Linked DNA regions of Homo sapiens: region 2 is linked to region 1. Evidence: read pairs that join two places in POLR2A ChIA-PET (ENCODE). Cell type or tissue: Panc1. All regions are shown on one strand. Links, peaks and the distances in the headings refer to the core of each region. The heading gives the core; the rest is flanking DNA.

Evidence for each region. ChIA-PET counts read pairs that join two places held together with the same protein. Peaks named below come from ENCODE experiments on the same cell type or tissue, not always from the same donor. Only the 100,000 strongest peaks of a DNase experiment are listed, where the experiment ranks them.
Region 2: POLR2A ChIA-PET joins it to region 1 with 12 read pairs; 2 of 35 experiments call an interaction of 5 or more read pairs at or near these places.

What each region holds. Positions count from the first base shown.
Region 1 is chr1:200,316,761-200,332,743 of GRCh38, reverse strand. No RefSeq gene overlaps it. Among named protein-coding and RNA genes, the nearest start is that of LINC00862, 49 kb to the left of the region's middle. In Panc1, for the core only: no CTCF peak of the experiment used is centred there; no DNase peak of the experiment used is centred there.
Region 2 is chr1:200,017,973-200,033,955 of GRCh38, reverse strand. NR5A2 (nuclear receptor subfamily 5 group A member 2) reads right to left here and starts at 6,246. Exons shown (of 8, transcript NM_205860.3): 1 at 6,045-6,246. The coding sequence starts at 6,108. RefSeq lists enhancers at 3,581-4,081, 4,082-4,582. In Panc1, for the core only: no CTCF peak of the experiment used is centred there; no DNase peak of the experiment used is centred there; H3K27ac peaks cover 171 bases.

The DNA of each region.
Region 1 (15,983 bases), core at 8,245-10,744:
AACTACTCTTTGGTGGCCCAGCCTTCCTAACACTTTACAGGTTTTGGGAAATAGTTTAGGAATTTTTCTCCACAAGAGGTCTGCTCTCACCTAGGACTTAGATCCCAAATATTGAACAATCAATATGGTGCAGGCATCAACCAGTCTGCGCACAGGACATGGGCCATGGTATAATGCAGCAGGTTCTGAATTCCATCCCCCACCCCACCACCCCACCACCACAACTCCCCACCATCAGGCTCAATGCTGTCGTTGCTGGAACATGAAGTCTCCTGGTCCTGGGATTGAGGTTAAGGAGGCAATGACCATGGGAGGGCATGTTAGGGTATCGACTATTTACCAACCGATATAGAAGTATTTTATTTTCTATTTATTTATTTAATTTATTTTTAAGATGAAGTTTTGTGCTTGTTGCCCAGGCTAGGGTGCAATGGCACAATCTCGGCTCACTGCAACCTCCGCCTCCTGGGTTCAAGCGATTCTCATGCCTCAGCCTCCCAAGTAGCTGGGATTACAGTTGCCCACCACCATGCCTGGCTAACTTTTTGTATTTTCAGTAGAGATGAGGTATCACCATGTTGGCCAGGCTGGTCTTGAACTCTTGGCCTCAGGTGAACCGCCTGCCTTGGCCTCCCAAAGTGCTGGGATTACAGGCGTGAGCCACCGCGTCCGGCCCAGAAGTATTTTAATGTTTACACAGCCAGTATGACTGCACTGATGTGCTAGGAGGATTATATTACTAGAAACTATCTTTCCCCATCATCCTTAACCATAAATCTTCAGGATCAGGATTCTGCTATCTTACCCTACTGTCTTTCCACAAGTAGTTACCCCTTTTCCTATTTGAGAAGGCATCATTGTGCCTCCGTAAGAGATGACCCTTCTACCTATAGCAGTCTAGGAAGGTTACTGTCATGACCTGTGGTTCCTTGTTCTTTCAGGAATTTCTTCCTCTATCCATTTGACTTGATACTGCCATCAACTTTTTTCTAAACCTCAGTTACACTTGGTCATTGTCCTGCTTAATAGCCATCAATGTGTGTCCGATGCCTAAAAATAAACAATCTCCCCACTTCTGGCAAGGGAAAAAAAAATCACACACATAACTTTAGAATGACATTCTAGGCCTCAGTTTCATTCCCAACGTCTTTTTCAATAACAACTTCTCTTCGTATCCTTCTCCCCATGCATGGGAATGCATATTCTCCCCCAAATACACCCTGTCAATCACCATCTGTGTCCCTCAATTCCCTCCAAGTATTCTCTTGCTAAAATCCTATCGTACTTGCTGGTTATTCCGTCAGTGTCACACCCTCTCCTTTTTTTGGAAGCTGTGGAGGAAGCATGTGAGCTAAGCTGAGCAGCCAGCCTTTTTCCGGGGTTGATGTGGGCACCTAGAGAGAGACCGTGACCGTCAGCTCTGAGGCTGTGTGAGTCTGGAGCTGCCACAACCATTTATTCTACAGCATGGCAAAAACCTGTCAGAGAGCAAACTCAACGCGGGAGCAGGGCCAAGGGGTCAAGGGATTTCAGGAATGTGCCCTGATAGGCATCAGTGAAACCCTGAGATACCTCCTTGGATTTCTCTTCTGCTGGGGACAATACATTCCCCTTTTTTGCCTAAATTAATTTGAGTTAGCTTTCTGTCGCCTGTGAGAACCAGGTGGCCCTTCTTCCAAGGCGCAGGTCATACGCCAACTCCTTCTTGTGTTCCTGCCTCCTTTTTCTCCGGCCTTTCTTTGCACTGTTTCGCCACTGCCTTGGGGCGTGTTGTTTTGCACATGCTTTATCCTGCTAGGATGTAAGGGCCTTCGGGAGGACAGATTCCTGGAGCGTCAAGACCAGATTACATGGCTAATTAGGGAGGAAGTGGGTGGTGGGCACTATGTGTGAGTTGCTCTTTTGTGAGATTAGGCAGGAAGAAAGAAAGGCTGGTAGGAAAAGGCGTAAGGGACCAGGCTCAAGGCCGGCTGAACACTGGCTCTAGAAGGCTCAAGAAGAAAAAAATTCAGCTCAGAGTATATATGAACATTCATGCTTTTAAACAAAGGGAAGTCAGGGAAGAGGGAGGAAGATGGTATCAAAGAAAGAAAATTCACTGCAGAAATCCTATCTCAGGATCAGCAGGAGGGCTGGGAGAAGAGCTCAGAGAGGTTGGGGCTTGGGAAAGAGAAAAGGGTATTTATTCAGACACATGAATGGAGAAAATAATGTATTAAGATATGGCGACAATGTAACATGAAGAGGAGTTGAAGGAATACATACTTTATGATATTAATCTTGGCAAAGCAGCAAATCCTCAGTTTACTGGACATGTTATTTAAGGGTTTTAATTTAAGGCTATTTTCCTTAAAACTGCCTTAAGGATTTAACAGCTGTGTCTTTATTTTTCCTCCAAGTAGAGGTCGCTTCTCATCAACTTCCTAAAGGGTCTCCTTGTCCGTATTCTCTTTCCATATTAATCTCTTCTCTACCCAGTGGCAGGCATTCTAAAGTGTAAATCTTATCTTGTCACCTTCTTTCTTGAAACACTGCAAATCTTCCCAGAAATTCTAGAATGACATTTCCAGTCCTTAGCTTAGCACATAGGCCCTGTATTCTGGTGATACAGATGTCATAGCCCAGCATGGGGATATATGTGGTAAGCAGGCCCTGCTCACCTGTCCAGACCACCTTCAGCCACCTCTTTCCTGCCCCCTTGCTTCCCTAATCCCCACCTCACATTTCACACCTCCATGATATTGAAGTTTCTTGGTATTTTCTGCCAAACTGTGTGCTTTTCCATCCCTCGAAATCTTTCTGTATATTGCTTCAACTTAATTCAATAACATTCATTGAGCACAAAAAAGGTGTCTGTTGCTGTAGTGGGAGCTACAATAATCTTACTCAAACTCATTTACTCGGTTAACTCCTAACTTAGGTTAACTGCGGTGAAGGGATTGCCCTCCCTCTGCTGGAAGCCCTCCAGCCCCTCCCATCTGGCAGGAAGGGGGCAGCCTGCAATCCCCAAGAGCAGGTCTGGGGCTGCCAGGTGCTCCAGGCAGGAGGCCGGAGGGGGCTCACCAAGGGTTGCCCTGCAGGAGATGACAGTGCTGCCCCTAGCTTGTCCACCTGGGTGCAGAGGTCCTTGACCTCCTGTAGCCATTTGCTGGTAATTCATGCAGGATCCCTGTCAGCTTCTTCTTGATGGTATCCTTGGAGCTGCCATAGATCATTCTACTCTTAGGGGTGCAGACTGAGGGGCTCAGAAGATAAACACTAGATCCTCCTCTTGGCTCCCTTTGGTCTCATAGGTTGCGTCACAGAGGACATAGTGGCAGTCCTTGGCTGGCAGCATCTTGACCTTGACAACCACGGTGTAGGAGTTGTCAACAGCCTGCCCCACTTCACCTGCCAGGGTCCCCCTGCCCTCCTCAACGATGATGTTCTCGTCCCCACTCAGGCAGAAGAGCACCACCTTCTTATGCATCTTCACCTCCTCTGCTGTTGAAAACTTGTGCTCCTTCTTATCATCATGTCATTGAACACCTTTTTTTTTCTTTTTTCTTTTTTTTTTTTTGAGACTGAGTCTTGCTCTGCCATCCAGGCTGGAGTGCAATGGCACGCTCTTGGCTCACTGCAACCTCCACCTCCCAGGTTCAAGCACCTCCAGCCTCCTGAGTAGCTGGGATTACAGGCATGTGCCATCATGCCCGGCTAATTTTTGTACTTTTAGTAGAGACGGGGTTTCACCATATTGGCCAGGCTCGTCTCGAACTCCTGACCTCAGGTGATCCACCCACCTCAGCCTCCCAAAATGCTAGGATTACAGGCATGAGCCACCACACCTGGCCTCACTGAGCACCTTGATGATGCCATCAGAAAGCCACACCTGATGCCGTGTTCCTGGAAGTAAGAAGGGGATGGCACGGAGAGCCCCAGAAGAGGAGAATTGCTGCAGCTGCTGCCGGGATCCAACGGAACCAAAAATTCTTATGATGGTGCTGGGTTGAAGCATGAAATTCATATGTAAGAATGGTACCTTTTGCTCCAGCGTTGGAACAGACTGTGGCTTTTTTTTTTTTTTTCAGTTGAGCATGAGGTGAAGTAGTTGGCTTATGTTTTGGGGCCAGGAGTCTCTTGAAACTCTCCACTTACTTGTGCTCAAAGTCCCAGAGGCATTTAGGAAATGCGAGGCATTTAGGAAATCACAGCCACATTCACTACAGTCCTCATTTTGTGGAATGACCTGGGCTATTTCTATTGTTTTATTTATCTTGTTTAAAAGAAAATTACTGAATGAGTATATTTGAATTCACTTAAGTCAGATACTGATATGATGTGACCCCACTCACTGTAAGGTCTCAGTTCTCCAGAAAGTTCTAGCCTGGGAATGCATTTGGAAAGTAATCAGCATGTAGTTTAGTAGTTAAAGCTGTGAGTGTGGATGTGTTCACCAAGGGGAGTGTGTGTCAAGAGTAAGAGGACGCAGCCTTGGGCAGAGCCTTGGTGAATACGGATGTTTATGGGGCTGGAGAAGGAGGAACCCAAAAAGCAATCTAAAAAAGGTATGAGCCTGGAAAGTAACATGGAGACCAAGGACAAGTGTTTCAAAGAAAAGAGAGTGGTGAAAAGTGTCTAGTACTACAGAAAGAGGTATTCCCCTATCTTCTTTAATTCAGATAGGCCTGGAGGGCGTCCTTTAGGTTTAACAGCTTCTCCAAAGCGGCCACCATTGAAAGCCATAGTGGGGTAGAGATCAGATTGCAAAGGAAGGAGCTGGGAATGGGAGACTAGTTATTTCAAGAGTTAGAAGTGAGCATGGAAGGTTACTAGAGAGGGGGTTGTGGACTAAGAAAACGCTTTAAAAATAAATAGGGGAGGAAATTCTTGAGCCTGTTTTTATGATGAAGGGGAGAACCAGTTAAAAAGGAGAGCTTAGAAATAAAAGTGCATGGTGGTGGAGATGATTAATGGAACAAGGTCCTGGAGGATACGGGAGGGGACGATCTGAAGGCCAGGTCCAACATTTCACCTCGGACTGGCGGAAGGAATAGGAAAAGCAAATGTTTTGCAAACCAGGAGCATGTCATATTTGTGTCTTTGCCCCTGTGCAGCATGGTGCCTGTTTGCTGGAAGGTGAGGGAGGTACAGATGACTGTGCTGTAGGTGAGGGATGAAGGGTCAAGTGAGCACTTGCCTCTTTTCAAAGAGGAGCAGTCAAGACCCTCTATTGAAGGCACCTGAGAAAGTGGTGGGGCTTTGGAGACAGAGTGCAGGTTGGGAGGACCCACTGAAGGAGGTGGAGAGGAGGAGGGAGAAGTAATTGTGCTGGGGGAAATCTTGCTAAGATTGGGGACCATGAAGTTAGCAGCCAAATCCATGGGATGGGGGTGTCTTCTCCAGGAGTGTGCAGATGCCCATGGGTAGGAGTCAAGAAGGCAGCACCTGGCTGGGCATGGTGGCTCACGCCTGTAATCCCAGCACTTTGGGAGGCAGAGGCAGGAGGATCACCTGAGGTCAGGAATTTGAGACCAGCCTGGCCAACATGGCAAAACCCCATCTCTACTAAGAAAAATACAAAAATTAGTTGGGCTTGGTGGTGGATGTCTGTAATTCCAGCTACTCGGGAGGCTGAGACAGGAGAATTGCTTGAACCTGGGAGACGGAGGTTGCAATGAGCCGAGATCACGCTGTTGCACTCCAGCCTGGGCGACAGAGTGAGACTCCATCTCAAATAAAGAAAGAAAGAAGGAAGGAAAGAAGGAAGGAAGGAAGAGAAAGAGAAAGGAAGGAAGGAAGGAAGGAAGGAAGGAAGGAAGGAAGGAAGGAAGGACACGAAAGCAAGCAAGCAGGCAGCACCTATCAGAATAAGTCATCCATGTGGGAAGGGGGTGAGGGGCTACTCTCTGGCATTAACTTTCCATTTCTCCCCCAAAAGCTCAGAGCCTGCCCTGTCCTCAGACACTGAGGTGGAGAGAGCTGAACTCCTCCAGGCTCTCCCTTGGGGATTTGCATCCGTTTAGTGACCGTGCTGACCATCGCCAGCACTTGAACCAGCCTGGGTTGGGGGTTATGATTACTGGACTTCTGTGCTGCCCAGTTCCACCACACCCCTACTGTGCCTTTCCTTTTCTTCAGGTTCCTGAGCTCCCTGTATATATCCTAGAATGGTTAAAAATGTTAAACTGTCAATACCAGGTGTTATTGAAGATGCAGAGCAACTGGAACACTCAGACACTGCTTGTGGGAATGTAAATAGGAACAAACACTTCGAAAATTCTTTGTCAGTGTTGACTGTAAATATACCCAATGACAGTAATTCTACTCTGAAATATACGCCCAAGAGTAAATACACTAAAAAATGATATAAGAATGTGTACAGCAGCATTATTCCTAAAAATAACCCAAGATTAGAAACAACCTAGATGTCCATCAGTGGTAGAATTGATAAATAAATTTGCTATGGTCCTGCAGTTGAATACTATTCGGTAGAGAAAATGAGCTACTGCTACACACGAAAATATGGATGCATCTCACAAACATAATGCTGAGTGAGAGAAGAGGGATGCAACACACATGCTGTGTGTTGTAATTAGAGATAAATTTCAAAAGCGGGTGAAACTAATGGTTGGAGTAAGGACTGGGAGGGGACATGAAGGAAGCTGATGGGTTACTGAGAATGTTCTCTATCTTAATCTGGGTGGTGGTTATATGAGCATTTTTACATTTAAAAGTTCATCAAACTTCAAAAATTCATCAAGTATATTTATAGTTTCTGAATTTTTTTTTTTTTTTTGACAGAGTCTTGCTCTGTTGCCCAGACTGGAGTGCAGTGGTGCGATCTTAGCTCACTGCAACCTCCGCCTCCCGGGTTCAAGTGATTCCCTGTCTCAGCCTTCCAAGTAGCTGGGACTAGAGGTACATGCCACCACACCCGGCTAATTTTTTGTATTTTTAGTAGAGACGGGGTTTCACTGTGTTAGCCAGGATGGTCTCGATCTCCTGAATTTGTGATCTGCCTGCCTCGGCCTCCCAAAGTGCTGGCATTACAGGCATGAGCCACCACCCCCAGCCAATTTCTGAATTTTTATATGTAAATGTTGAAAATATAATTTCTTAAAATACTGTGACTGATTCCAAGTCAGCATAGACTGTAATATGGACTATGTTAAATTTTATAAATAGCATTATTTAATTAGTTTTGAATTTATTATGCTTATTTCCCTTTTCATTTTCTGTGATTTGATTTCATCTTATTGGACCATGAAATACTGATTGCAGTCAGTTTTAAATATGATTATTAGGTGGCTGGTATAATTTTGTTGGTATAAATGGTTCAAAAATCGAAGATTACATTTTGTTTTTTTTTTTTTTTTTTTTGAGACAGAGTTTTGCTCTTTGTTTCCCAGGCTGGAGTGCAATGGCGCGATCTCGGCTCACCGCAGCCTCCGCCTCCCGAGTTTAAGGGATTCTTCTGCCTCAGCCTCCCGAGTAGCTGGGATTACAGGCATGCACCAACACACCTGGCTATTTTTGTATTTTTAGTGGAGATGGGGTTTCTCTATGTTGGTCAGGCTGGTCTTGAACTCTCAACCTCAGGTGATCCGCCCACCTTGGCCTCCCAAAGCGCTGGGATTACACACGTGAGCCACCGCGCCTGGCCACATTTTTTTAAAACAGGTATTTTTGGTGGTTAAATATGATGGTTAAGTGAATTTATTTTCTGATAATCTATAATTCAATTAATTGGATTATTGATCAATCAATTTGCCATTTGTAGTCTACTTAGGCAAACAACAGGATTGAATGGCAAATATTTAATCAGATTGCTCATTGTGGTAGACTTTTTTTTTTTTTGAGATGGAATCTCTCTCTGTCGCCAGGCTGGAGTGCAGTGGCACGATCTCTGCTCACTGCAACCTCTGCCTCCCGGATTCAAGTGATTTCCTGCCTCAGCCTCCTAAGTAGCTGGGACTACAGGTGCCTGCCACCACGCCCAGCTAATTTTTGTATTTTTAGTAGAGATGGGGTTTCACCATACTGGCCAGGCTGGTCTTGAACTCCTGACCTTGTGATCCGCCTGCCTCAGCCTTCCAAAGTGTTGGGATTACAGGCGTGAGCCACCATGCCTGGCCATGTAGACATTGTTTTTGCCATGCAGCATCTATTCCCCGTTTCTGTGACAGCAGCACTCTGTCTTTGCTTTTGTCGGTGCATTAGTTACCTGTTGCTGTGTCATAATATTATCACAGATTCAACAATATATTTGTCATCTCACAGTCCATAGGTCAAGAGTCTGGGTGTAGCTTCACTGGGTCCTCTCCAAGGCTACGACATGGTGGCTATGGCTGTGTTCTCATCTGAGGCTTGACTGGGGAAATATTTTCTTCCAAACTAACATGGTCTTTGGCTGAACTCAGTTCCTTGCAGGCCACTGCAATGAGGGCCTCATTTTCTTACTGGCTATTGTCTGGAGGCCAGCCTGAGGTCCTAGAAGCCATGCTCAGTCCCTTCCCACACAGGCCCTCAACAGAGCTGCTTGCTTAATGAAGTCAGCAAGGGAAAGAAAAAGACTTCAGCAAGACAGGTTCTACAATATTTTCAAACAATTATGTATACCCCATCACCTTTGCTGTGTTCTCTTGGTTAGAAGCCAGACACAGGCTGTGTTCATTCTTAAGTGGAAGGGATTGCACAAGAGCATGAATGCCAGGAGGTGGACTCATGGCAGCCACTCGTATGAGTATTATGAGTCTATCTGCCACAGTAAGGAACAGTCTGCTTCTCATGCCATGTTTCGGGTCCAGCAGACTCCATCCCTCTCACCTTGGCTAAGCCAATCACCATGTTCCATTCTCTGGCCACAGTGATTGGATCAAGGTTGGGCATACCACCAAGGTCAAGCCAACTGGGGCCCATGTGACTCAAGTGCTCAGAAAATAAAGTGTTGAAACATCAATAAAGCAGACTCACCCTTCCACAGGAGAGGAAGGGGAGAACGCTGGGAAGGGAACCCAGGATTCAGAAACAGTGGTGCTGGAAGGTAGATTCTGGAGTTATTATTTGTGTCCCAAATTGAGCCCACCTGAGGTAGTCCCTATTCCTGGCTTTTGAGTAATGGACATGTCACACTTTGGAAATCATTGCTCTAACCAATTGAATATATATATTGTGTGTTTGCCATACTCAGGTAAAGATTAACATGGTGTCAGGCACATAAACATGACTTATATTAAAAGAAAAAAAGTCAAGTGCCAAAATGAGTGGGCATGGCACGTAATATGACCGAGGTTGATATTATGAATTGCATCACAATCTAAAGAAAAAGTAGATTCTACCTGTTTGTCTGTAACTGTGTCAGGCTAAATGTCTGAGTGGATTTTCACTACATTTGGAGATCATATTTGGCATGGCTTGACTTAAAGCATAGATTTTGAGTAAGGTAACTGTGAATTCTGATTTGCCCAGAAAAGCTCCAGTTTAGACCTGTTGTCCCAGTATAATTATTACTAGTGTTTCCTTTCACTCTTTAAAGTGTCAAGTTTGGACAATAAATTATATGATTACCCCAGCTCAGAAGTGTGTTCCAGATTCACTTGGAAAGCCTTAGAGAGGACCATTTCCATTTCCAAGAGACAGCCTGTTATCCCCTACAACTGCAGACGGGGAAGAACCCCTGTGACTGCTGATTGAGAGAGACATGCACGGTACGCAGTTATTAAGATACTGTGTACAGAACAAGCAGGGATTCCAACTGAATATGCACCCAAATTCTTAATAAAAGAATTATAGGTGTTGACTTGCAATTTAGATGCTTCTAACATGAGCACTCTATCTTGAACTTCATGGTTAGAAGCAGCAGGGATTCATTGAATTATTAATGAAATGACTGGTTCACTCAAGGAACTCTAGTTCTGCAAGTTAAGAAATTTAAATAAGAAATGAGTTGGAGGAATTAGAATTTGGAGACCTGCTTGGAAGCAACAGATGAAAGATGAAAGGAAGGATACAAATAGCAAGTGGAGATCAAGGAATCCTGTGGTAGGTCTGCAAAGGCCTCAGCACACTTCAGAGTCCTCTCTTTTTGCTTCCTTCCTCTCGTTTAGAACAAGGACTAAAAATTGCCTTCAAAGAAAAGGAAAGGAAGGTGGAGAGTTGGGGTGGGATTGAGACCATGGGGGAAGATGAGGGAGGTGGTATAATTTAGAATCTTTTTTTTTTTTTTTTTTGAGATGGAGTCTCTCTCTGTCTCCCAGGCTGGAGTGCAGTGGCATGAGTTTGGCTCACTGCAACCTCCCCTTCCCAGATTCAAGTGATTCTACTGCCTCAGCCTCCCAAGTAGCTGGGACTACAGGCCCAGCTAATTTTTGTATTTTTAGTAGAGACGGGGTTTCATCGTGTTAGCCAGGATGGTCTCAATCTCCTGACCTCATGATCCACCCACCTCAGCCTCCCAAAGTGCTGGGATTACAGGCATGAGCCACCGCACCTGGCGTTTGAATCTTTACAATCATAAGCTCTAGAGATAACTACTAGGATTTGAATATTGACTCTTACCTTGATAATTTTATGTCCTTGGACAGAGTTACTATGATTAATTTCATCATCCATAAATTATTATGCTAAATTGTGAGGATTAAATGAGATAATATATGTGATATGACTAGCACAGTCCTCAGAACATAGTAAAAATCTCAGTCAAAATTAGCTTCCATGAAGAACAGTTGTTGAGCTCCATACAGAGTAGTGTATCATTACTACTCATGTTACCATGAATAACATTTGTTGAGCTCCCTACATAGTAATGTATCGTGTACTTTAAACACATTACCTAGGTCGGTTGCAGTGGCTCACACCTGTAATTCCAGCACTTTGGGAGGTTGAAGCAGGAGGATTGCTTGAGCCCAGGAGTTGGAGACCAGCCTGGGCAACATAGGAAGACCCCTCATCTCTACAAAAAATACAAAAGTTAGCAGGTATTGTGGCACATGCCTGTAGTCCCAGCTACTTGGGAGGCTGAGGTGGGAAGATTCATTGAGCTTGGGAGGTCAAGGCTGCAGTGAGCCATAATCGTGCCACTGCACTCCAGCCTGGGCGACAGAGTGGGACCCTGTTTCAAATAAATAAAATTAATGTATTAGCTAATTTCATACAATGGACTAGATATTTCCATCATAAATGGAGGAAACTGAGGCTCAGGGATTCCATAATTTGCCTTGTTGGCTGGTGAGAGGTACACTAGAATTTATGTTCCCATAAGCCTGGCTGCATTTGATGGCTCTTCCACCACCCCAGGCTGCTTTGTCTGAACCGCTCCTGTATCCCCAGAGCCTAGAACGCTGCCTACCACTCAGGCGCCCACCAAGTATGTGTTGGCTGACTGCATGAATGCTTCCTGTCTCTTCTCACCATGACGGTTCTTTTGTTCAGTGTGTTGGGCATTTGAGTATCTGGCCCGCAGTGTCGGACACTGCACTCATTAGTATGCTGCTTCTTCTCTTTAAGCCTTTGTTTGTGTGTTGCCAATCCCCTGGCTAGACGGGGAATTCTCGGGCCAGGATTGCCTTGTATTCACTAATGCAGGGGACTAAGCTCCAGCATGTTGGAGCCCAGAAAGCACTTTCCAGAAAAAGATTCTTTAGAACATCCAAGGATGGAGTATCCTGACTTTTTTTTTCTTTTAAACATTCAGATATCAAATGCACACTTGGCTAGCTAATCTGTCTTAACTAGGATCAAATGTATGAAACTGTCTTCACACTGGCAGCTGAGCCAAAAACGAATATTTGGCATGCTTAAAACAACCGTTGCCTGCTTTTGTTTTTGAAGGCTGTATATTTCAGCAGAAAGAGAGCTGGACTTGGGGCATGAGTCACTTAACTTCTTGGGCTCTCCTTCCTTCCTTCCTTCCTTCCTTCTTTATTTATTTATTTATTTATTTATTTATTTATTTATTTATTTATTTATTTATTGAGACAGAGTTTTGCTCTTGTTGCCCAGGCTGGTGTACAATGGCGTGATCTCGGCTTGCTGCGACCTCTGCCTCCTGGGTTCAAGCGATTCTCCTACCTCAGCCTTCCAAGTAGCTGGAATTACAGGCATGCACCACCATGCTTGTCTAATTTTGTATTTTTAGTAGAGACGGGATTTCTCTATGTTTGTCAGGCTGGTCTCGAACTCCTGACCTCAGGTGATCTGCCTGCCTCGGCCTCCCAAAGTGCTGGGATTACAGGCGTGAGCCACCATGCCTGGACTTCCTTCCTCATTTATAAAGCCAGGGTGATAATGTATGCTCCAGTAACCCAAAGCTTGGTGAGGTCAGAAGATACAGACTATTTTAAAGGCATTTTTGTAGTGTACCATTAAATTAAAAAGGATCATCTATAGAGCTTATTGGTGGTGAGATTATGGGTGATTTTTTCTTCTCAGTTTAGCCTATATGTATTTCCTAATTTTGATATTATGAACTTTTTTCCCACTTTGCTTGAGTTACTAAAAGTCATTTAAGATTCCCGGTAGAAAGACTGTGGGCTGGGTGCAGTGGCTCATCCCTGTAATCCCAAGGCTTTGGGAGGCTGAAGCAGGAGGATCACTTGAAGCCAGGAGCTATGTTCCTTGGGCAACATAGCAAGATTCCATCTCTACAAAAAATAAAAATTAAATTAGCCAGGCATGTTGGCACACGCCTATAGTTCTAGCTACTTGGGAGGGTGAGATGGGAGGATTGCTTGAGCCCATGAATTCGAGGTTGCAGGGAGCTATAATTGCACCATGCACTCCAGCCTAGGTGACAGAGCAAGACCCTGTCTCTAAAATAAAATAAAATAAAAAAAGAAAAGGTTGTGACTTACGCTTTGATATTTTAGTTGACATTTCAGGGTCATTTTGGCAAATATCTGATATTGTACAATTGATATATCTAAGTGACAGTGTAATTAATATGAGAGAATGATTACTGCTGATTTTTAGGGACTGTAGTTTACCTGTTACAGTCTGATAAGGAGGTTTGGTTTCTCCTCCAGCCTAGCTTCTGGTATGCAGCTGGGGGTAGAACAGGCCTGGACAGTTTTGCCCGTGAAAAACTAAGGTCCTTGTGATTCTACCCCTCTCCAGACTCTTGTTAGTATCAAGAGAGATAATCAAAATTAAACACAACTGTAAGTTCACTTTTAAGCATGGATAAATGCTACACAGGACTACAACAAATTCAAGAGTAGGAAGATGTGATCTGTGACCTTTAATGTTTTTAGGGAGTTTCTCAGGTTCTCCTCAGTTTGGCCTGTCCCAGTTTATGCTTTTTCTTCCAAAGGTGGGGCTTTTAAAATTACTGAGGAATAACACCTACTCATTGTTCTTTCTGGTGATTATTCAGAGTCACACGTTCAAGTATCACACTGACACTGCCTTTTATGATGGCTTGGCTGCTTTGTTTGACTTCTGTGGACCTGAATCATCCTAGCAGTTGAGACTGAAAAGTGCAAGTCTCAGCTGAGGTCCCAGCTTCAGTGGAGGTTTCTTCTGCCCACACCATATTTGTCACCAACTATTCCTATTTAATTCCATGGTCTTGGAATGTTTTTTCCCATATACACTTCTAGAGATAATTTTAAAGATTATGGGCAGCGGGCAAGTTGGCTCACACCTGTAATCCCAGCACTTTGGGATATCGAGGAGGGAGGATTTCTTGAGCCTAGGAGTTTGAGACTAGCCTGGGCAACATGGTGAAACCCCATCTCTATAAAAAGTTCAAAAAGTAGCTGGACGTGGTGGCACATGCTTGTAGTTCCAGCTACTCAGAAGGCTGAAGTGGGAGGATTGCTCGAGCCTAGGAGGTCAACAGTGTAGTAAGCTGTGTCCGTGCCACTGCTCTCCTGCCTGGGTGACAGAGAGAGACCCTGTCTCAAGAAAAATGTACTCTTTTGCACAAGTTTTAGTGTACATTTAACATTTTTCATAAATTTAAATATCAGATTTTGAAAATCGATAATAAATCTTTAATATCTTTTGTTTAAGGATTCTCAACCAGGAGTGATTTTGCTCCCCAGGAGACATTAGGCAAAGTCTTGTGGTCACAGCTGTGTGTGTGTGTGTGTGTGTGTGTGTGCGCATCTGCGTGCAGAGATCAAGGATACTGGTCAAGATCCTATAATGCACTAGACAGCAAACTATAACACAAATTATCCAGCCCCAAATGTCAACAGTGCTGAGGCTAAGAAACTGATTTAAATGTGTCCAGAGGAATATGAATATCATGGGATTTTGCACTTATCAGGGCCAATTTAAAAAATACATAACCTGGGGCCGGGCATGGTGGCTCAAGTCTGTCTTCCCAGAACTTTGGGAGGCTGAGGCGGGTGGATCACCTGAGGTTGGGAGTTTGAGACCAGCCTGACCAACATGGAGAAACCCCATCTCTATTAAAAATACAAAATTAACCGGGTGTGGTGGTGCATGCCTGTAATCCCAGCTATTCGGGAGGCTGAGGCAGAAGAATTGCTTGAACTTGGGAGGCCAAGGTTGCGGTGACCTGAGATCGTGCCATTGCACCTTAGCTGGGGCGATGAGGGCAAAACTGTCTCAAAAATAAATAAATAAATAAATAAATAAGAATAAAAATAAAAAAATAAAAAAATTACACGACTCTTCCATAGCATTGTTCCTTTTTTTCCTTGGAACTGTATTTCCATTCTCTTTCCCTCATAGAATTTTACCTTGATGAAATTCATCCTTATGCTTGAAAGCCCTTATTAACTACCACGTAATTCTCTGCTACAAAACTAGGTATATAAATTGAAATTTCTTTTCAAATATCCTATAAGGTTCTAAATGTTAACATTTTTCCTCTGTATTGAGGTAGCACTGGAAATTGATCAAAACACCATATATATATTACAACCTATTTGATACATTTGATAGATGAGTTTTAAACACAAAAATCTTTTGGTTGAAATGCATCTCTTAACGGGATGAATTGGGGAGGGAATTTCAGGGACCTGGTACATAGGCTTTGGGTGAAGTGGAGGTTTATATTTTCTCAGGTGGATCAATTTTAGAAAAAGATTTTGAAATGCATTTCCTTAAAACTATTTGTGCCCACGTACCCTCTGGAAAGTCTTCGTGTACCCACAGAGATACTCACATATCAGCCTGATTTGGCTCTCTTTGGTTTCTGAGTAACTTAGCAACGCTTTTCTTTTAATGATTCAGACAGTTTTGCATGCAGCTAATGCATGTTAAAGAAAGCTAAGCCAGTGTATATTATAAATACTTTATAAGTCAAGCAAGTAGAATTTCTCACAGGAGTCATAATTACAGTGGAGGCGGCATACCATTGTAGTGAGAGTTCTGGAGTCAGGCACAGTATTTGTTCCTGTTCTTCATCACTACTGGCTCTTTGACTTGGGGCAAATGATTACCTGCTCTGGTCTGTAGCTTTCTCACCTATGATAAACAGGGGTCAATAATAGATTCCTCAACTGGTTATTGTAAGATTCAAATGAGTCATGCATACAAAGCACTTAGTACAGTGAGTGCCCAACATATCCTAAGCACTCAATAAATACTAGCTGTTGTTATCTTTAGACATTATAGGGTTTATCTCAAGGGATGGGCACTAGAAAAGCAATGGAATAGGCATTTCAGTCCTTTTTCTTATATCATGGCTCTTTTTTGCACAATTTACTGTACCCAACTTCCCTGATGTTATGGACAGCAGTGGGTCTTTGATATTCCCATTGATCATGAGCTCTGGAAGCCCAAGGCTGTAAGGCTGCTGCAAGGCACCTGCTCCCAACAGCAATGTGCTCTCATTTTCTGGTCAGCCTCACAAGGACAAACGTAAACTCTTGAACACCTGGGAGAGTGAGCCTCTGAATGCCTGAAGTTATTTTTAATATTCTCAGAATGCTGTCTGGGAGTTGCATGATGTAGATGAACGGCACTCATTTGAGGTCTCCTATAGGGTCACTTGGACAAAACATGTAAAGGCATGACTTCAAGTA
Region 2 (15,983 bases), core at 5,452-7,951, 300 kb after region 1:
GCCTGAGCTTCTGATTCTTAAGGTCAAAGAGTGCCGGGACCGCAGAGGTGCGGAGTCCAGCAATTTGGGTCTCACTTGGTCAGCAAAGAAAGTGGGAGCTTGGAAAGGCAAGACTTAACAGTGGTACCGTCACACTCAAGCATGGGGCGTGGAACTAGGGAAAGTGTTATGGTCTGGGCAGTTACAGAGGTTGCACAATTAGAAGGGCGTGGGCTTTTCCAACATGGTGATAACTTTCGCGATTACGAGATGGTGTACAGTGTGTGCCAAGGCTTGAGAGAGATTCACTTGTTTTCTCCAGAGTTTCTTGTCTGGAAACTGGGAAGTTGATTCCAGGACCCAGCAGTGGATTCCGACCAATTTTCTTTCCATTCCTGTAGAGGCCGCTGGAGCAGGTGGAGCTTGCAGAAGGCCGGGAAGCAGAGGCTGCAGGCATCCAAACCCTGAGCAAGGAATCCAGCACTTACCGTGAAAAATGCTAGCATGGGTGTGGGACTAGCATATCTCACTGCAAGAGGCACAGCTGGGTTTGTCAAAAGTGCTTTTTTTTTTAATTGACACCTAAATTGTCTTTCCCTATCCCCTCCTCTCATGGTACAACAGTATGTTTGTTTATGCTATCTAATTCAGTCACTCAGTTTGAGTGATTTCCCTGCCCTCCTCATACTCACTGACTCTATAACAAGTACATGCTCTGAATTTCCTCTCAGTTCCTTCTCACCATCTGTTGGTAACCCTGCGAGTTGTTACCATACACCACAAATTCACAAGCTAAACTTCATCCAAACTCCAGAGATCCTTTCCAGGAAACTCCAGAGTAGGGGACCAGAAGTGCCTTTGTCCCACCCCACTCAGACCTCAGTCCTCCCAGATGTGATTTCCACTCTGCTTTCCATACACCACTCCCTGTGCCACCCTTCTGAATTCTAGAAGGATCCAAATATGGTTTCTACCGTGGAATGGAAATGAAGATTAAAAAGCCACTTACAAATATGTTTCTTAAGCTCGAAATGTCCATTGGAGGAAAGTCTGCATAGACCAACATTGTATTAAATCATAATTCCTTTATATCAACAAGAACAAGTGGTTACCACTTTGGAGAAAGAGTATGTATTTCAGAATATTTCTTGGGTTCTATTTACAGTTCATTCTCTTGACAAGCTGAGTAAATTGCTTGACCTCTGATTCCATTTTTTAATCAGTAAAATTGGGTTAACAAAGTAAACTTTATAGTTAAATGAGACAGTGCCAGGAAAGAAATATATTACGCTGGATATATATATATATATCAGTTCCCCTTTGTCTTTCCCCTTAGCTTCACTCAAACTCATCATTCTGTAAGGAAAGTAAAAAGGGAATCACTAACCATTCTAGGATCACCTTCCAGTGGGATGTGCTTGCTAACTTGATTGTCTTGCAGGGCTTGACAAAGTCCTTGGGGACAATTACATTATCACCAGATAAAACTGCTCATATAAGTGCTCATGGTCATCTGCATTCAGGTTATTTGGTGTTTAAAAGTTACACTCCAAATATCTTTTCTTACTTATCAACCACACAAAAACATACATAACAGCTTCCCAAAAGACTAAAGAAGAGACAACCTTTATCAGCTTGCCTGGTCAGTTCCAGTTCACATGGTTTTCTCAAGCTTGATCTCTCAAGATCATATTGGTCACATTTCAACACTTCCCCAGGGCCTCCCCAGAGCACAATGCCCTCCTGAAGTTCCTTGAAGCCAACTGGATTTTTCCAAGAAGTCTGTTCCAATAAGGTGAAGCGTGAGGAAGTGCAACTCAAAGAACTAGTTCTATCCTAAGGTAGACTCTAGAGCTGCGGAGTGAAGTTGTCTTGCCTGCCTAGTGCATCCCTGGGGGTGGGGATTGGGTTGGGCCTGTAGGTGGAAGTCTGACAATGTGCCCTTCTCTAGCTCAACTTATGCTCAAGGCTGAATCCAAGATAATCCTAGACATTGTGTCTGGTAGAGGGGTCAAGTAAAGGAGAGAAGCATTAACAAGCCTCTGTTCTCCCTTCCTCTATAAATCTCTCTTGGTTTGTTAGAAGAGGTGTTAAAGATGCCAGGTGTGGTGGCTCACATTTGTAATCCCAGCACTTTGGGAGGCTGAGGTGGGTGGATCACCTGAGGTCAGGATTTCGGGACCAGCCTGGCTAACATGGTGAAACCCCATTTCTACTAAAAATACAAAAAATTAGCCAGGCGTGGTGGCGTGCACCTGTAATCCCAGCTGCCTGGGAGGCTGAAGCAGGAGAATCTCTTGAACCCAGAAGGCTGAGGCTGCAGTGAGCCAAGATCATGCCATTGCACTCCAGCTTGGGCAACAAGAGTGAAACTCTGCCTCAAAAAAAAAAAAAAAAAAAAAAAAGGTGTTAAAGAAAAAGAAATCCTTTTTTTGTTTTGTTTTGTTTTGTTTTGTTTTTTTGAGATAGGGTCTCACTTTGTTGCCCAGGCTGGAGTTCAATGGCACAATCACAGCATCCTCAACCTCCCTGGCTCAAGTGATCTTCCTACCTCAACCCCCAAGCCCTAGTCACTAGGACTACAGGCACATGCCACCACACCCACACCCAGCTAATTATTTATTTTTTTATTTTTTGTAGAGACTGGGTCTCACTATGTTGCCTAGGCTGGTCTGGATCTCCTGGGCCCAAGTGATCCTCCATCCTCAGTCTCCCAAAGTATTGGGATTACCAGTTTGAGACACTGTGCCTGGCCCAAGAACTCTGTTAACTCTGGTCACTACCTGTGGATCCAGGCCAGAAAAGAGGAATCTGAGAAGCACTGTTTTGGAGATGGACTCGGGCATGGAAAGAAGGGAGGCTCTAGAGTTTAGCTTCATAGAAGAAACTGGCAGCCTAAGCCCCAACTATGAGAATCAGAACATGGGCTTGTGTGGCTGGCATTCTAAATAAAGCTCGCTGGAGGTTAGGGTGACATAATGGCTATCACACTTTCCGCTGATGAAACGTCTACTTTCAGAGATCCTTATGAGCACAGAGCTTGCTGGAGGTTATCACTGAAATAAAATCAGACTCAGAGTGTTCAGGGGACCAGATAGCAAGACTCACATTACAGACTCAATACAGTGTTTGCACTGTGTATCATGTACCCCTAAGTATGCAGACATAACCTTCTGTGGATAATATGCAATATTATACTGAGTGCATAAAATATTCTGCAAATGCAGTTAATTTGAAGAATTATGGAAATTTAATATGAATCAAAGCATAATATTGGGCACTGTGGGAGTGGTCAATAAATATTTGTTTTATGTATAACATTTCCTACCACACAGATATGGCTCTTTTCTTGATATAGGTAAGTATAAAAAGCTTCTAAAGTTAGTACTGCATATTATTCAATAGAATCATCCCACTTGGGAGAAAGAAGTAAACCAAGACCAGAAACCAAGAGTCTGGCCAGTGTCCCAGAGTTAGTTAACTTTAAGGGAACAATCTAGTTATAACCTGAGTGTGCTGCTTTTACACTACAATGAATGATTATCTTGCAGGTAGGCAGAAGGAACAACTTTATCTTAATTCTGCTTTTCTATACAAGCACAGACATCTATACAAAACTTTCATGTAACCATCAGTGTGCATACAAGATGTAGCCCCTAGTTAAAAACCATGGAGACAGCTTTTTAAACAAAAGGAGGCTCATTTCCTAGTACAACACAACTGAATTAAATATAGAATTGTAAACCCTGACTGATGTCTACATACACCGGGCTCGGTTTTGTGAACCACTCAACACAGCCCAACTTGCAATTTGCCATCTGAAAGCTACCCTCGAGACCCTCAGACACTCTCTACAGCTGCACCCGTGGGTTCTTCCCAGTGGGGCTACCCTGGGCAATCAGAAAGACCCATTCAAGGGGCATCTCTCCCTCAGGAATCGGGTCAGGCCCTTCAATCCAATAGTTCAGTCCGAAGGCTCCTCACCGCCCTCTGTTCCTCTCCCTCAGCCCTTTGGATGGCTCCGTCCAGCCATTCACCCTGGGAACGACCGTTAGCACCCTCGTGGAGGCTACGAGGTAAACAGATTGTCTCCCGGTGCCACAGCCGCCTCAGGGTCACTAAGATGTTGCAGGTGCGGACACCTCACAACCACCTGCGGGGCTGCAATACCAGGAGGCGGAGGGGATGTGCTTGGGTTGGGAAGGGGCGGGTGGCTGCGAACAAGATCCTGAAAGAGGTCTCTTTTACCGGCAAATTGACTGGAATTTTGTTATCCCGGAATCCGGCGCCCGGAAGTGCCTGCACAGGTTTAGGATGTTGGGGTAGTCTCGCTGAGGCCAGGGGAGAGCCTTCTTCGGTACTTTTCTTGAGGTTTAGTCCCCAGCAGCCCCTTATGGGCTGGACCGACAGTCCTCCGGTTCCCAGCCCTCTGCGGTGGGACCGATTCCAGAGCTGCAGGTGTTCTCTGTTTACGCTCAGAGTGTACCGCCTCGGTCCCTTGCGATGTGAGTTGCGCGTGCGGTAGCTGGAAACACAGTTCTTCCAGGGTTGCAGAGAAAAGTGCAACAGCGTCTCTTTCCCCTACCTTACCCTCTTTAATTCACCCATGGGGTGTGGGGGAGACTGTGAGGGATCGGCGTGCGTGGTCTCCCGACCCAGCTCAACTCTATTTTGGCAGCGGCCAGCTGGGGCTGCGCGCAGCAGGAGCCCAAGACCGCCCGCGCGGGCGCGAGCCCCCGAGCGCGCGTCCCCCGTGCGCGCGCAGTCCGCGTCTCCGGCCCGAGCGCGCTCTAGCTGCGGCCCCGGACGCGGAACCGGAGCTGCGCGGAGCTGCCGGGAAGGACTCCTTGCCTGCGCACCGCGGCGGTTCTGCCCGACGAAAAAGATGCGAAATGGTTGTGTGCTGCTCTCTCATCTTTCTTGTGCCTGTATTTTCTGTGTTATCTGCAGAACAATTGATTGTGTGTTACACCCTGCTTACCTTCCCCATGTTTTCTTTTTCGTAAGTATAGAACATTTTTGGTAAACATTTCCTCAAGTGATATACTTTAGGGTGTAGTTGGCCCATAAAAAAAGCAATCTGTGACTCCACTGCATTCTGTGGAGTCAGCTGACTAGGAAGGAAAAAAGAGGAAAAACTCAAGCCTTGATTTTCTTTCTTGTTATAATGGAGCTGAGACTCAGAGAGCTCATGACAGGCCCCTGCAAATTCGGAGGGAAATTCCAGTCTGAAAGCCTAGGCAAATGCTGCCAGAAAAGGCACAGGTCCTTCAAAAACTGGGGAAAGGCAGAAGGGCCTGACTTCCAACAGACAAATAATTACAGATCACTGGGAATCACTTCCCTTCAGTCCTTTACTTTTAGAATTAATTGAATGTAGTCTTGCTATAAAATTCATAAGTTTGTAACTCTATTTTTTAAATGAATAGTAGCTTTATTTACTTATTTCTGTTTGTAAAAACAAAATATACTAATTGTTGCGAGAAACAGTAGCTCTTCAAATCCTTTACTAATGATGGTCTAGTTTTTTTGGTTTTTTTTTTTTTTTTTTGGAGGTGGGGGCATGACTTTCATTCCCCAGGAAAATAAAATGAAAATTTTTTACGGTATAAGCAGAGAATAAGACACCATACTTTTGTGTGGGTTGAAAAGTAACAAATACTTGACAGCTATCTGTTAAAGTTTGATCAATGATCACTCAATATGATTAACTTGTTTCAAATTGTTCAAATTTTAGCTTATTATTTCTGATTAAAAATTATCAGAAAATATTAAAGTTGAAATTGATAAAGTATAAATTATATTTTCTGGCTGATTAGGGTATTAGAATGACACCAGTAAACACTAGATATAATGAATAATATTCATATGTTGAAATATCCATTTGCTTTTTTTGAACTGCAAGAAAGATAAATGTGTGATATATATACATAGGCTTATTGTGTGCTTTTAATAAACATAATAGGAAAAGCCATGACTTAAAATGCAAAATCCATCAACAAGATTAAATTATATGTATGTAGTAGCAGAATAAATAGATGATCAATAGAGAAACTCCTACTTACCAATAGGTGTAAGTCCGTGCTTTAAAGACTCTTGTAAATCCCCAGTATCTGAATTAGAAGACATTCTTAGTGAAATTATAGGCAGTTCTTTGGCTTAAAGCAGAAATCATTGAGCAAAAGAAAAGTGCAGCTTGTCAAATTTCGTGGCCTTGGGAAGGACACATCAGACTACAGTAACCCTTAGTGAAAGTTAAGAAAAAGCAAAGGAAAAAAAAAAATCCAGAATTCATAAAGTTACAAGCAAGTCTTTCCCTGGACTCTGTACTTTTTCCAACATTAGTGACCTGCTGTAAACCATGTATCCAGTTTCATGATGGTTTCTAATCAGAAGAATGGAAACTTTTGATAGGCTTTGACTCATCACATGACTCTATGCAGGTTGATAAGAGGACCCTGTTATAAAGTGACAGCAAAAGAGATAAGAATTCTTGCCAGATAATGGCAAAGAAATGATTAACTCAGAAGTGGAGAGGTGCTATGCAGCACAGAGAGTGGAAAGTTGTAAAACTGAGGGGTCAGAAGATCAGACTTAGTGGATAAAAACTGCAAACCAGCTAACTAACTTAGGCTAACTAAACTTTGGCTTGTGACATACCCCTTGATGTCATCACCTCTTTGCATAGAGGAGGACAGACATAGCTCTTCTGACCTCTGTAAATACATTTTAGATGATAACATTGGCAGACATTAATTCTTTAAGTGATGACTACAAATGTGATCGACACTCTGAAATACTACAGGTAGCATTTCCAAGCTTATGGTTATTTATTTATTCATGTTGTGGTCAACCAACTTTTTTATCGGGCCTATTCATTAGATGAGGAGTTAACCTTAGCTTGTTTCTACATTGGTCATATGGCTAAAACACAATCTATCTCTTTATCCCCAAAAGGTAAAACTTATGCTTTGAGATTAATGCTGGCAAAATGGTGAATATGTAACACATTTTTCATAGTTATAAAGTTATTATTCTTAGGCTGGGCATGGTGGCTCACACCTGTAATCCCAGCACTTTGGGAAGCCAAGGCAGGCGGATCACCTGAGGTCAGGAGTTCGAGACCAGCCTGGCCAACATGGTGAAACCTCCATCTCTACTAAAAATGCAAAAATTAGCTGGGTGTGATGGTGCACTCCTGTAATCCCAGCTACTTGGGAGGCTGAGGCGGGAGAATTGCTTGAACCTGGGAGGCAGAGGTTGCAATGAGACGCTGTTGCACTTCTCTCTGCAACCCTGGAAGAACACAATCCAAGATCATGCCACCGCACTCCAGCCTGGGCAACAGAGTGAGACTCTGTCTTCAAAAACAACAATAACAACAAAATAACAATTTTTTTTTTTTGAGATGGGTTCTCGCTCTGTTGCCCAGGCTGGAGTGCAGTGGCACGATCTCGGCTCACTGCAGCTTCTGTCTCCCGGGTTCAAGCAATTCTCCCGCCTCAGCCTCCCCAGTAGCTGGGATTACAGGGGCACACCACCATGCCCGGCTAATTTTTGCATTTTTAGTCAAGACGGGGTTTCACCGTGTTGGCCAGGCTGGTCTCAAACTTGTGACCTCAAATGATCTACCCGGCCTCCCAAAGTGCTGGAATTATAGGCGTGAGCCACCGCACCTGGCCAAAATCCTCAATTTTAATATTGACACTCCTTTTAAATTAAGTAAATGCAGGTTGTGTGTATGGGTACAGATAATTTTTAACTCAATATATAAACATTTGTTGTAATAAAACTTCATATATCAGATGATAGATTTAGCAGTCTTTGTCTAAAGATTCACATTACAGAATTTATGGTCTATTAATTTATTTAGAGATGGGATCTCACTCTGTCACCCAGGCTGGAATGGAGTGGCACAGTCATAGCTCACTGCAACCTCAGACTCATGGACTTAAGCAATCCTCCTGCCTCAGCCTCCTGAGTAACTAGGACTACAGATGTGTACCACCACACCCAGCTAATTTTTTAAATGTTTTGTAGAGACAGTGTGTTGCTGTATTGCCCAGGTTGGTCTCCTGGGTTCAAGCAGTCCTCCTGCCTCAGCCTCCCCAAGTGCTCAGATTACAGGTGTGAGCTACCTGTAAACCCAGGCCAGTCCTTTTTTTTTTTTTTTTTTTAATGACAGAGTCTTGCTCCATTGCCCAGGCTGGACTGCAGTGGTACAATCTTGGCTCACTGCAACCTCCGCCTCCCAGGTTCAAGCAATCCTCCTGCCTCAGCCCCCCTAGTAGCTGGGATTACAGGTACGTGCCACCATGCCCGGCTAATTTTTGTATTTTTAGTAGAGATGGGGTTTTGCCATGTTGGCCAGGCTGGTCTCGAACTCCTGACCTCAGGTGATTCACCCGCCTCGGCCTCCCAAAGTGCTGGGATTACAGGCATGAGCCACCACACCAGGCCCTTTTTTTTTTCTCTTTTGTTTTTTAATCAGATTACTGTTAGTTATTTCCCCTCTTGCCTCACTTCATGTCAGTTGAAATGTTGGAATACAGCATCTGAAAGTGCTGTCCACTGCCTTTCAGCTGTGCTGCTGGCTCTGAACTTTGCCCAAGGTGAACTTGCCTTTATCGGGTTGGGGTGGCTTGGGGTCTGGGTGACCCCTGAAGTCAGAATCAGAAGTGGCCACATTCGTGACTTGTGGTCTTCTGAGTATAAGAAATGTCCCCATTTGGATATCCTCACAGCCTCATGAAAGTAAGATTTTATTGAGTAGACCTGCTCATGGAAGGTGGGTAGTTTCCAAGTAGCACTGGTACACACCAAGTGAAATAACTGGTAATCCTGGCTGTCAGCGGAGCCAGGTCAACATGCTGGTATACGTGCTGTTTTTCCTTTGAGCTTTAAGTTCTTATGTACACATAACCAATCCAACCTACTTTTCATTAACACCATGTTAGGTATTATTTTCTTAGATTGATATTTTTCTTTTAAAGAAAAAAAAATCATAGGGTGGATTTTAAAATATTATTATTGAAACCAATGATTTCTTCTTTGATTTTAGATGGAAACCCAGAAGGGACCTTCCCCATCTTCTCTCTCTCTCTCTTTCTCTCTCTCTCTCTCTTTTTCTCCCTCTCCTTTCCTCTCCTCTCCTCTCCCCTCCCCTCCTCCCCTCGCCCCTCCCCTCCCTTCCCCCTCTCCTTCCTTCCTTCCTTCCTTCCTTCCTTCCTTTCCTTCTTTCCTTCTTTCTCTTTTCTTTCTTCTTTCTTTCTTGACAAGGTCTCACTCTGTCACCCAGGCTGGAGTGCAGTGGCATGATCTCGGTTCACTGCAACCTCCACCTCCCGGGTTCAAGTGATTCTTCTATGTCAGCCTCCCAAGTAGCTGGGATTACGGGCACCCACCACCACGCCCAGCTAATTTTTGTATTTTTAGTAAAGATGGGGTTTCACCATGTTGGCCAGGATGGTCTCAAACTCCTGACCTCAGGTGATCCACCCACCTCGACCTCCCAGAGTGCTGGGATTACAGGTGTGAGCCATGAGGCCCAGCTAATTTTTGTATTTTTTTGTAGGGACAGTATATCACCATGTTGCCCAGGCTGGTGTCGAACTCCTGGGCTCAAGCGATCCTCCTGCCTTAGCCTTCCAAGTGTGTGGAACATATATTTCTATGGACGTATTTTGCATCTGTAACTGCTTTGAAATATGTAGGTCTTCTTTTACACCTGCCAAAGTGTTGGATACACATTTCCTGAGGCCTTTCATATCATTCAGTCCATAAAATTACATAGTCCATCGGATCCTCTCAATGCACTGGTTGTAGCTCTGACAGTTTTCCTGAGGAAACCAGTCAGTTTGGGTTGCTGAATGCAGCCTATATAAGCACAAATTATGAGATCATGGTAAGAATGAAGGCAGGGTAGCAGGGTGGTTAAGAGCCTAGGATTTGAGGTCAGAAAGCTCAGGGCTTCCATTTGTACTTTGCCTCCTTCTTGGTGGCAAAGTAATGCTTGGCTTTTTTAAGGCTTGAATTCCTCATAAGTAAAAATGACAAAAATGATGAAATCCAGTAGTTTTTGTGGTAAGATGTAAATGAGAAATAAAGTACTCAGTATCATGTCAGAGAAAGAAAGTACTCAACGTGTCATCAAAAGTGAATATGGAGGTTGGGCGCAGTGGCTCACACCTGTAATCCCAGCACTTTGGGAGGCTGAGGCAGGTGGATCACTTGTCATCAGGAGTTCAAGACCAGCCTGGCCAACATGGTGAAACCCTGTCTCTACTAAAAATACAAAAAATTAACTGGGCAAGGTGGTACACGCCTGTAATCCCAGCTACTCTGGAGGCTGAGGCAGGAGAATTGCTTGAACCCAGGAGACGGAAGTTGCAGTGAGCCAAGATCGTGCCACTGCACTCCAGCCTGGGTGACAAAGTGACACTCCATCTCAAAAAAAAAAAAAAAAAAGTGATTATGGGCTTTGTGACTTGGGATCTTAAGTGAAAGACACATCTTCCTTAGTGGAATTTTAGAAGACATACGAAAGTTTCTGTTTTTGGGTTTTGTTTCTGACACCAGTTCTATCCTAGTCACATACACTATTAGAGACCTTATAGAAGACCTCATAGGATTCATATAATTAAACAGCATCATAAAGTGATTTGTGGCTGGGCACGGTGGCTTAACACCTGAAATCCTAGCACTTTGAAAGGCTGAAGCAAGAGGATCACTTGAGGGCAGGAGTTTGAGACCAGCCTGCACAATATAGTGACACTCTATCTCTTAAATAATAAATGAAATAATAAATAATGAGGAATAAGGAATAAATAATTATTAATAATAATAAATCCAAAAATAAAGTGATTTGCTTTTTTTCTCATCCTTATTGTACATGGTTAACAAAGCATGTAATAGCACAAAGATTGAATTTCATGCTATACTGTCTGCCTCTAATCAGACATAATTATTTTTAAGAATGTACAAAAAATTGGGGGTGGTAGTATTACCAGCTTGCCTAATAACTCCTAACAGAATCTTTAAAAGACACTATTTGCCATTTGTCACTCTCTTGCTTTCCTACAAAACTCACTGGCTTGTTGAGGAAACATTATATTAATGAGTTACTTTGGTCCTTTGAAGCTTATCCATCAGGCTGATTGAATAGAAATACGTACTCAGTACTTTGTGAGAAATGAACATATTTTTCTGAAAGTGAGGCTAGAGTAATGTTCACATGTGGTACAAATAACAGATGCTTGGGACTCAGCCTCAGTGACAGTTAACAAGCAATTTATGTTCTGGCCATGCGGGGGGGAGGACACAAAACAAATCACACCCTCAGTTTTTGTATTTATTTTTTCTCAATCAAGGTATCATCTGACCCTTTCCATTTGGCAAGTGTGGGCATTTTCCATTACAACATTCTGTTTTAAACACCTTCACTACCCCATTGAACTCATTCGATACCACAACATGGAATACTTCTAATGACTCACATTTACAAGAATATGTTTATAATGATAAAAAATATTTGCTAACAGATTTCAGAAAGGATTCGTAAATTATTGACAGATAACTAATGACTCTAAGGCATCTTTGCCAAAATCCAAAAAGTATTCAACAATGTCACCTGAACCCATATTGCATGATGATGTTAAAGTTTAGTTAATGAATTACAGTCAGTGTAAACTTCGTGACAACACTATTCCAAGACATTATGACATATCTATTAGGAATTGATATTCCTGCAAAATTGGATTTATCATTAACCCCTTGCATGAACAAACTAGAAAGGCCCTTTCAGTATGTTTATAATATGGGTTTATTAACAACAAACACCTTAAAATTTTCATCATTCAAATAGACTGATTGCATCAGATATGGAGGAGTTTTTAACAGAAGTCTTATAAGTACTGAACCAGTTAGTTACTGCCAAAGCATTGCTTAGTAGTGCATTTTTGCTTGTACCCTTTGCTAACATAGGCATTTGTCACTGATTTTGTACAGAACCTGAGCTAGGGTTGGCACTTTTTATTTTTTATCAACTTTCTTAATAATCCTCTCCTCTGCCAAATTATATAAGATGATGGAATGGTACATTTTGGAAAGGAGTGACTGAGTAAAGATTTCTTCTCATTCTTTTAAATAACTGTGAGAAATGTGGCACCTGGCAGGAAAGATAAGTGACTTTTACACAATACGATTATGGCCAGGTAAATATTACTCACTTTTTATAACACCAATAATTAAACAGAGCCTTAGTCAATCTTTTGGCAATTGAATGTTTAAGACTTTACTCTCTTGTAGGCTTGTGCTGAGTTCCCCATGTTTATCACAATCTATGATCTGTGTCTGATGGCTCATAGTTCATATCTTTATTTAGAGTACAAGAAATAAACTCAATATCATTTTGTTTCAATTTAAGGCCTTTAAAGACATTTAAGCAAACAACTAAATGATCTAAATTGTTTTTAAAAGAGGAAACTGTAGCATATCCAAAGTGATTTCCCTAGGAATCACAGCATAATTATTATTAAAACACAAAGCAACAAAATAGATCTCAAGCATTTTTTTTTTTTTTTGAGACAAAGTCTTGTTCTGTTGTCCAGGCTACAGTGCAGCCGCACAATCTCGGCTCACTGCAACCTCCATCTCCTGGGTTCAACCTATTCCCCTGCCTCAGTTTCCCAAGTAGCTGGGACTGCAGGCACATGTCACCATACCCGGCTAATTTTTGTATTTTTCGTAGAGATAGGGTTTTGCCATGTTGGCCAAGCTGGTCTCAAACTCCTGACCTCAGGTTATCCACCTGCCTTGGCCTCCCAAAGTGCTGGGATTACAGGCATGAGCCACCACACCCAGCCATCTCAGGCACTCTTAATTCATGAAACTGGATGTTATATATTACCTAATAGTCTGGCAGACTACATAAATAAAACAATCATTCAAATAATAGATTTTCCTCTAGACTGAAATATTTCATATGGGTGAAACTTACATGGGGCTATATAACTCAATTTTGATTTATGTTTCAGTGATTTTAATCAACTTTTTTTTTTGCCCTCTCAGTCTTTTGCGAAATAAGAAAATACAAATAATATTATTTTTAATAAAAAAAAATGTATCTGGGCATGATGGCTCACACCTGTAATCCCAGCACTTTGGGAGGCTTAGGCAGGAGAATAACTTGAGCCCAAGAGTTCAAGACCAGCCTGAACAACATAATGAGACCTCATCTCTATAAAAAATAAACAAAATTAGCTATATGGTGGCACACACCATGTTGGCCAGGCTGGTCTCAAACTCTTGACCTCAAGTAATCCACCGGCCTCGGCTCCCAAAGTGCTGGATAACAGGCGTGAGCCAACACGCCCAGCCAATTAACTCTTTCCTTTTTGGTTTTATCCTTTCTTTCTTAAATATAATAGAACATATAACATATCTGCATTTATGCTATTTTGACTAATCACAGATCTACAGGTGTGTGGCACAGGTGTGTGCCAGCGTTTTACATGGTGAAACCCTGGCTCTACTAAAAATACAAAAATTAGCTAGGTGTGTTGGTGTGCACCTATAATCCCAGCCATTTGGGAGGCTGAGGCACGAGAACTGCTTGAACACAGGAGGCGGATGTGGCCACTGCACTCCAACCTGGGTGACAAAGCATCTCAAAAAAAAAAAAAAGAAAAGAAAAAGAAAAAGAAAGAAAGAGTTAATTAAAAGACACTGAGGATACTTAAAAAGGTCACTTTATACTATATGAAATTGTAAAACCAAAAAGAGTTTCAAAAACATAGGCTCAGTTTCTACCTTTTTTATTTCCATGAATCTGACAACTTATACCCTCAAGCATTATTTTGATACTAAATATTAGCATTTTAGATTTTCCTGATCCGTTTGCATTTTTCAGAAGGTCACGACCTATCCACTTTTTCTATATTTACCTAATAATTTTTTTAAAAAGAGGCTTATGTGGTGGCTCATGCCTGTAATCCTAGCACTTTGGGAGGCCGAGGTGGGTGGATCACCTGAGTCGGGAGTTTGAGACCAGCCTGACCAACATGGAGAAAACTCATCTCTACTAAAAGTACAAAATTAGCTGGGCGTGGTGACACGTGCCTGTAATCCCAGCTACTTGGCAGGCTAAGGCAGGAGAATCGCTTGAACCCGGGAGGCAGAGGTTGCAGTGAGCCAAGATCGTGCCATTGCACTCCAGCCTGGGAAACGAGTGAAACTCTGTCTCAAAAAAAAAAAAAAAAATTGTGCCTTTTTGCTTTAAGACCATTTAGTATAATCTCAAGCTTTAAGATCATACTAAATGATCTTAAAACTTTATTTTACTTATACTAATATTAGGATACATTAGAATTGGAACAGCTCTGTAAATAGAAATGTGATTTTTGACTACATTTTCAAGCCTTCTTTACATCTGTACACTCACATATTATTTCTACACTTTTTTATCTTCATTTTTTCTTTTTGCCTTTTTAAAAAATAGAGATGAGGGTCTCACTATGTTGCCCAGGCTGGTCTCGAACTCCTGGCCTCAAGTGATCCTCCCATCTCAGCCTCCCAAAGTGCTAAAATTACAGGCATAAGCCACTGTGCCTGGCCATTTCTACACTTATTGAGCACATAATTATGCCAGACGCTCTTTTAAGTGCTTTACATACGTTCTATCACTTAGTTTAAAAAAAATTTATTTACCTCTATTTTATATATGAGAAAAATTAATGCTTGAAAATTTTAAGTAATTTGACCAATGCTACACAGATGGTATATGATTGATAGAGCTGGACTCAAATCCATGTCTGACTTCAATGCTATTATATTGCTTGAAATGCTATTATAATGCTTGACAAATTATTTTGTGAATTTAATGGTATGTATGCCTGGAACATGGCAGCCAATACATTTGCTATCAATATTAATATTGCTGGTATACACTGGAGAAACTCAAAGAACTGTAAACAGAGTTGGTAATGCACTGTGTCCTTATATATGTCCTTCAGTAAACATATGCATAATGCCCCAAATGAAACTCATTCATTTTCTTTTTTTTTTTCTTTTTGAGACGGGGTCTCCCTCTTGTTGCCCAGGCTGGAGGGCAATGGCACGATTTCAGCTCACTGCAACCTCTGCCTCCCAGGTTCAAATGATTGTCCTGCCTCAGCCTCCCGAGTAACTAGGATTACAGGCTCTTGCCACCACAACCAGCTGATTTTTTGTATTTTTAGTAGAGACAGGGTTTCACCATGTTGGGCAGGCTGGTCTCGAACTTTTGACCTCAGGTGATCCACCTGCCTTAGCCTCCGAAAGTGCTCGGATTACAGGTGTGAGCCACCATGCCTGGCCAGATATTTTTCATTTTGAATGCCACTTAAAAAAAAAAAAAAAGAATAATAGGCCGAGTGCAGTGCCTCATGTCTGTAATCTCAGCACTTTGGGAGGCTGAGGTGGGAGGATCACTTGAGCCCAAGAGTTCAAGGCTACAGTGAGCTACAGTGAGTACAGTGATTATGCCACTGTACTCCAGCCTGGGGGATATTGAGACCTTGTGTTGGAACAAAAAAAAGAGTGAAATATCAGGATTCATATTCTAGAAGGAAAAAAAGTGAAGTATTCATGGGAAGAATTTATTGTTGCATGAGCAATCAAGCAACTACATGAGTGAAAGAATCAAGCAAAAAAGGAGAAAATAAAGTATAAATTTATGATCACATTTATGCATTTATATAAAAGTCTGTATGCAAAAAAAGAGATTAAAACAATTTAGTGGACAAGCAAAAGGAAAGATACATGAATCACCTGTAATCCTGACATTCTGAGATCATGTTTTAAAGTATTTTCTTCTAGGAGATATCTGTGTATTTAAATATTTAAATATTGGCTGGTCGTGTAATTCCAGCACTTTGGGAGGCCAAAGCAGGACGACCACTTGAACCCAGGAATTCAAGAGCAGCCTGAACAGCAAAATGAGACCCCATCTCTACAAAAACTAAAAA